2 separate regions of the Homo sapiens genome follow, and region 1 is linked to region 2. The links are chromatin loops, found by intact Hi-C in ENCODE. Cell type or tissue: dorsolateral prefrontal cortex. All regions are shown on one strand. Links, peaks and the distances in the headings refer to the core of each region. The heading gives the core; the rest is flanking DNA. Region 1 has its middle 160 kb from the start of KIF2A. Region 2 has its middle 210 kb from the start of LINC03123.

Evidence for each region. Peaks named below come from ENCODE experiments on the same cell type or tissue, not always from the same donor. Only the 100,000 strongest peaks of a DNase experiment are listed, where the experiment ranks them.
Region 1: a loop joins it to region 2, with 7 times the contacts of the local background. A loop is called at or near these places in 11 of 110 quality-filtered maps.

Annotation. Positions count from the first base shown.
Region 1 is chr5:62,142,556-62,145,471 of GRCh38, reverse strand. No RefSeq gene overlaps it. Among named protein-coding and RNA genes, the nearest start is that of KIF2A, 160 kb to the left of the region's middle. In dorsolateral prefrontal cortex, for the core only: a CTCF peak has its summit at 1,674 (motif pointing right); a DNase peak (open chromatin) is centred at 911; H3K4me3 peaks cover 1,186 bases; H3K27ac peaks cover 717 bases.
Region 2 is chr5:61,940,250-61,943,165 of GRCh38, reverse strand. No RefSeq gene overlaps it. Among named protein-coding and RNA genes, the nearest start is that of LINC03123, 210 kb to the right of the region's middle. In dorsolateral prefrontal cortex, for the core only: a CTCF peak has its summit at 1,296; no DNase peak of the experiment used is centred there.

The sequences.
Region 1 (2,916 bases), core at 264-2,763, 200 kb before region 2:
ATGTGGGAATTACGGGAGCTACAATTCAAGGTGAGATTTGGGTGGGGACACAGCCAAATTATATCACATGGTTGCTTAGAAAACAGAGGAACCTAAATAGTGTGGAGCAAATGGTCTCTCTTGGAAATTTGGAATTGGAATGAATAGTTTATTCAGTTTTATGCCATATTTGAACTGAGGACAATTAAACTCTGGGGCTGTGGCCACCATGTTTGATCATATAAACATTAAGCAGATGCTAGAGTGAGGACACAAAAGTGGAACAGTGCAAGGAGAGAGTCGAGAAACCATGTGGCGCTGGAGGATGGGGGTGAGGCAGGCAGTAAGGGCTGGTTTCTTAACTGCTTTTTAGTTCCTGACTCCAGATACACAAGCAGCCCAGCCCCTGCATAATTCCTGTCCTTTGGTTCTATGAGGCACTTCAGGATTCTTTCTGATAAATTCCTGTTTTTGCTCAAGTTAAAGAGAGTTTCTGATACTTGTCACTCAAAGACCTTCAACTTGGGTGTTCTGGAAATGACTTTCTTGAATTATTCACTCCAAACATTCCCACCATGGGCTAGGTAGAGGAAATATCCTGTGCCAGCCATGACCACAGCTGTGCACGCCCTCAGCTGCACACATCCCTGGGTGAATGTGTCCCAAGCCTCCCCAAGTATACCCATCTCGAGGCTCCTCCCTAGCCAGCCGCAGACTGTATTCCTCAGCTGTGCCCCACCTCCCTTTTTCCCTCATCCTGAAGCTCCCCATGAAGAGGGCAGCCTCCAGCCTGATACTTGGATACTTTATCCTCCAGACACTCAGCAGTCATTACCTTGTGCTGCTGCATGCCTATTTCCTTTTTCTTTTGTAGTCACTGGGTTGCTCATTGTTTGCTAATGACTAGTTGGCAGGCGGAGAGAAGTGGCAGCCAGCCTGGCCTTCAGACTGGAAAGAAGCATGTTTTCTAGAGAGTGAAAACATTACTTGGTAAGAAGCATGTTCCAGCACTGAATATTTTTCTTTCAAAGTCCTGCTGGGCTCCTTCTGTCTCCAAATGCCTGCGCTTTCCTTTGTCACTTCCTTCCACCTCCTTCCCAGATGGAGACTGGCAGGGCCACCTTATTTGGGGATAGGGCTCCTCAAAGGCAGATGTAGGTTCCAGGGTAGACTCTAATATGATCTCGGGAAAGCAAAATAATTAGGGTGGTTACATTCATAAGAAAATAATAGGCTTGCATTTGGAAACCTTTGATACCCTTTCTGATTTTTCTAGAGAAAGCCAGTAATTAGCAAGGAATATAGGCTTTCTCTGACATCTACTCAAAAACAAATCTCCTAAGCCTTTAGAATGAACTTACCCTTGTCTTGGATTGAATGTTTGTTCCAGAGAGGGACGGGACTCTTGATACCGTTTCTTATCACCTTTCTGCTTAGCTGGGGAATGGTCCACTCACTTAATTCCTCCAGAGCTCCTAAAAGCTGGGCAGCTGGGACTGGCCCTCTGAGGCCAGACCTTGTCCTGTCCCGAGGGGGAATAATGTTGCAAACTTTGACAATAATGCCGATTATTCATTTATCACTCACTATATACCAAGCAGTCTTTAAAAACTTGGTCAAAATGCCGCTCAGGTCTGCATAGTTATCTAAATGCTTCTCAGCCAGAAGAGGGCGTTGCATTCCTGATTTTTTTTTTTTTTTCCTTTTAAACTAAATAGAAAGCTCTAGGAGAACAAATGACTTTTAGATCCACGCTGTTTTCTATGCATAAATAACAACGCGACAACAAAAAGTTCATCTGTTGAAGACAAGTATTCAAAAGGAATATTAGTAAATGCAAACCAGGCAGCTGGTATAGAACACGGCTCAGGGTACGAGGGTCCAGTGGCTTTTGGTGATCATATTTCTTATGCTGCTTGCACAGGTTCGAAATGAAGTGACAAAAAAAAAAAAAAAAAAAAAAATCCAGCAAGGGCCTCTTGCTAGCGAGGAGCAGTGGGTAATATATTTGTTTGTACTATGGGTTTGCAGTTCTACTAGAAGGAACACTTGACATTTTGATGAGTGCCTCCAGGGAGAAAAGGTAGTAACTTCAGAACTTAGTTTTAATTATACTAAGGAGATTACATTATTCAAAAGCATCCCACTGGTAAGGTGCAACATTTCCTGAAACAGTTTAGTGGAAAATGCCACATTAATCAGTTCAAAATTTCACTCAGAAGGCTTAATGATGGGAAAAGTTTAAAGTACCGTGGCACAATAATGCAGAAGGAAAGAAAAAAAAGAATGTTCACTTTGAGGAAAAGGCTGAAATAGTTGTGAGTCCCTCTTGCGTCTTTCCCCATTAAAAACTGGCTGGCTGTGCTAGCAACCAAGTAGGGATCAACATGCGGGACTCCACCATTCCTGAAATACAAGGACCCCGGAAGGGCAACCCACACAAGGTGAGAAAGGAAGTACATTATGTTCGGCCCAGCTGTTCTCATCTGCCCAGCAGTTTACTTCTGTGCTACTCTTAATTGGTCCAGGTTGGTAATGTATAGCTGCTCTTTCCCTCCTCATCCAGACAGACAGAAGAGGTTTGTAAATGTATAGTATTTGACACTAAAGGGAGATGGGCAAAATGCAAATCCTGAGCAGCCTGCCTTCTTCCCATTCTTTCCCCTAACTCATATTTTAATTACCATTTTCAGCCTGCAAAAAACTTGAACGAGAATCTGGCTTGAAAGTCAGAAAGGTTTGTACTTAACAGATAGGCTCTCACCTGAAAGGTGGCCAGCACACGTGGGCATATTGAAATGCTGAAAGACTGAGTGAGGATGGAGGTGGAAATTCAATCCAGATCTTAATGTTGGTAAATATACGAATCAGCCTTATGGCTAGCCAAAATACAGAAACAAACAACTGAAAAACAACGAATCAAAACCCATTGTCTTT
Region 2 (2,916 bases), core at 231-2,730:
CAATTCCCTCTTCTTTCTCTCTGGTCTTCAGAGAGCTGTTTGCTGTCTTGCAAAATCTCCTTTGCTTTCCCTGTTTAAGGCTGCCTTTGCTGTTTCCTTGAACTGGATTTCATCTTGATGCAAATTCAAAAGGAGCAAGAGGGTAATCTGCTTTTAGATAGTCCCAGGAGATGTTCTGCTGAAGGCTGGGCAGAGCAGCACATCAAGTCGGCTTGATGAGATGCATTAGTTCAGAGAAGTTGGAGAAGTACCAGAGTGGCTTGGATGCAGAAAAGCAAGTAAATGATCCAATCAAATTTTGCCTTCAGATTCATTCAAATCACCTGGATAGGAGTTACTGGGACAGAAAGCCTGGATGCAGGAGCTGTTTGCTGTGCAGAGTCTCTGGCCTTAAGTTGTCTGACTCTCTTAAAGTGGAAAAGTTGTACTCATAGATAATAATTTTTCCATTTGTGAAGCTGTCTTATACCCAGAAAGAAATTCAAATTGACTTTCAATAAGATTTACTCTTCTTTTGGGCCTGCTTGTCCACCCTTCCTTCTCCCTCCCCTCCCCTCCCCTCCCCTCCCCTCCCCTTCCCTCCCCTTCCCTCCCCTCCCCTCCCCTTCCCTCCCCTCCCCTCCCCTCCCCTTTCCTCGCCTTCCCTCCCCTTCCCTTCCCTTCCTTTCCTTTCCCTTCCTTCCTCTCTCCCTTCCTCCCTTCCTTCTTTATTTTGGCTTTGTGCAAAAAGATGTGAAACAAATTAAAGAAAGATATTAATAATAACCATGCCATTGCCCTTGACAGGAAAGAGGTCATCTTCCCCAATGTGACCACCATAGCTTTCATCCTGGGCAGGATCTCCCTACAGTGAGGAAGCCCCCTGATTTCACAGGTACATATCAGATAACACCTAAGGCTCTGATGTGGACAAACCACCAAGTCTGGGCTGGAAGACATTCCATCAAGTCATGCTCTGGGGCTCTTTAGCAAGTTTCAAGCTCTACTTTAGGGAAACTACAGGAACCAGGTGTCTGATGGGAAAAATCTTTGTGTGTGTGTGTGTGTGTTTGTGTGAGTGTGTAAGAAACTACAAAACGTCAGAGTTGGAAGGAACAAGAAAGAACAAGTGGCTCAACCATCTTATTATGCAGATAAGGAAACCTAGGCCTGGAAGAGTTAGATGATTTGCTCTAGCTCCTGAGAATTAGTTATAGGTACAGCTGGGATGAGAATCCAGAAAGGGGTGGAAAATGACAGTCATGAATATTCTTCCTTTCCCAAGTATAGTATTCAAATAGTGCCTCTTTGTGGTTAGTGGCAAAATGCTAAATATTTCTCTCTTTCCAGGGCCAGTACAAACAAGTGGTGTCCAAACCAGCTGCTCTAAGTGTGCTTCACTGTACTCGGTGTTATGAATAAGATGATGGCCCTGTTGGTATACTGTCAGCTGACAAAGCTTCTGGCAACTCAGGCATCATGCATCCTTAGTATTAGGCATTTGGTAGGAAGAGGGCTGAGCAGGGACTTGGGGACCCATTTGCCTGGTGGTTCAGGCTAACGAAGTGGAGTGCGGTTCTGACATGGCTGGTTTGACAGTCCAAAGAGATCGCCTGCTATTTATCAGTGATTGGCCCTGTGCCTGGGATTTGCATTGTATCATAATATATATTTATAAATGTATAATATAGAGAGTAAACAAAATATATAGATTAAATAAAGTATATAAAATCATATGTGAGAAATATTTTATATTTTTTAATTTTTGAGAGAGGATGCATACTTGAATTATCTAAATTAAATAAATATACGATATCACTTGACTGCAATTTATGTTTTTAAGAGGTTGAAGATTAAAGCCAACATGTATGAGACTCTCTGCTATAAGAGAACAAATCCCAGCTTAGCTCAGGGTCTAGTGTGTGCTATTTTTCCTCTTATGGCAATTGAGGTTCAGTAGCCAAGAGGGTGGGCTATTGTTCTCTAGAGAATCTGTATTTAAGTGGCAGGACCCCAGCCCTGAAGACTGGCAGGAGGATGACACAGCATCCCAGTTTCCTGCCAATGGGGGGTTCAATAATTGTCTCATCTTACAGGGGCATCAGTGATGGGGAATTGTCAAAACTAAGAAGAAGGCCTCAACCTGAAGCCTGTTGCTGGTGCTGTACCAGTGTGGTAGGTAGGGGTAGAAGGTGAGCAACCAGGAGTCCAGAGCATGCCAGGAACCCAGAGCTCCTTGGGAACACTGCATTATTTTGAGCTGTTCTGCAAAAGAGGGCCCCATAGGAGGCCAATATTGGAAGCCAGCAGCCATGGCTGAGCCTAGGTCCCAGGTCTGACAGGAGGGGCTTTAGTTTGCAGTCCATCTGAAAGAGGCAGGGGCATAGGCGAGAGCTGTGGAGGAACTGAGGCATCAGGAGTCCACATACATCTGGAAGCCCATAATCTCTACAGCTCCATGCAGATACATTGTTTTTGGCTTCACTTTCCCTGTAAGGAGATGAGCAGTGGGCTTTCCAGTGCATTTGAAATTCAGGAGATTGAACATTCCAAAGGATTCCAGTGCTGAAATGATGAGCAGGGGTGGCTCATCTACAAGAACACACTAAAAACAAATGATAGCTGTGCTCCAGGATGACAAAGACAGAGCTGGTGAAAAGCACTTATTTCTGCCTAGAGGCTGAGTTGTATATTCCAATATAATTTTATTCAGAAGAAACTATCAGTGGAGAAACTATCCCCCATGTTTTTAAAAGGCAGCAAATTTTACTGTCTTTAAAATAATCATCCTTGATAAGTGAAGAGTTGATAAATGAGCTCAATCTGCATATCACCTTGTAAGAGCAAAGCTGTGTATAATTACAAGATTGCTCTGGGGGCTGTTGCCTTACTCTGATGAGTGGAAAAGGCAATGCCTTGTGAAATGGCAAGCTAGGG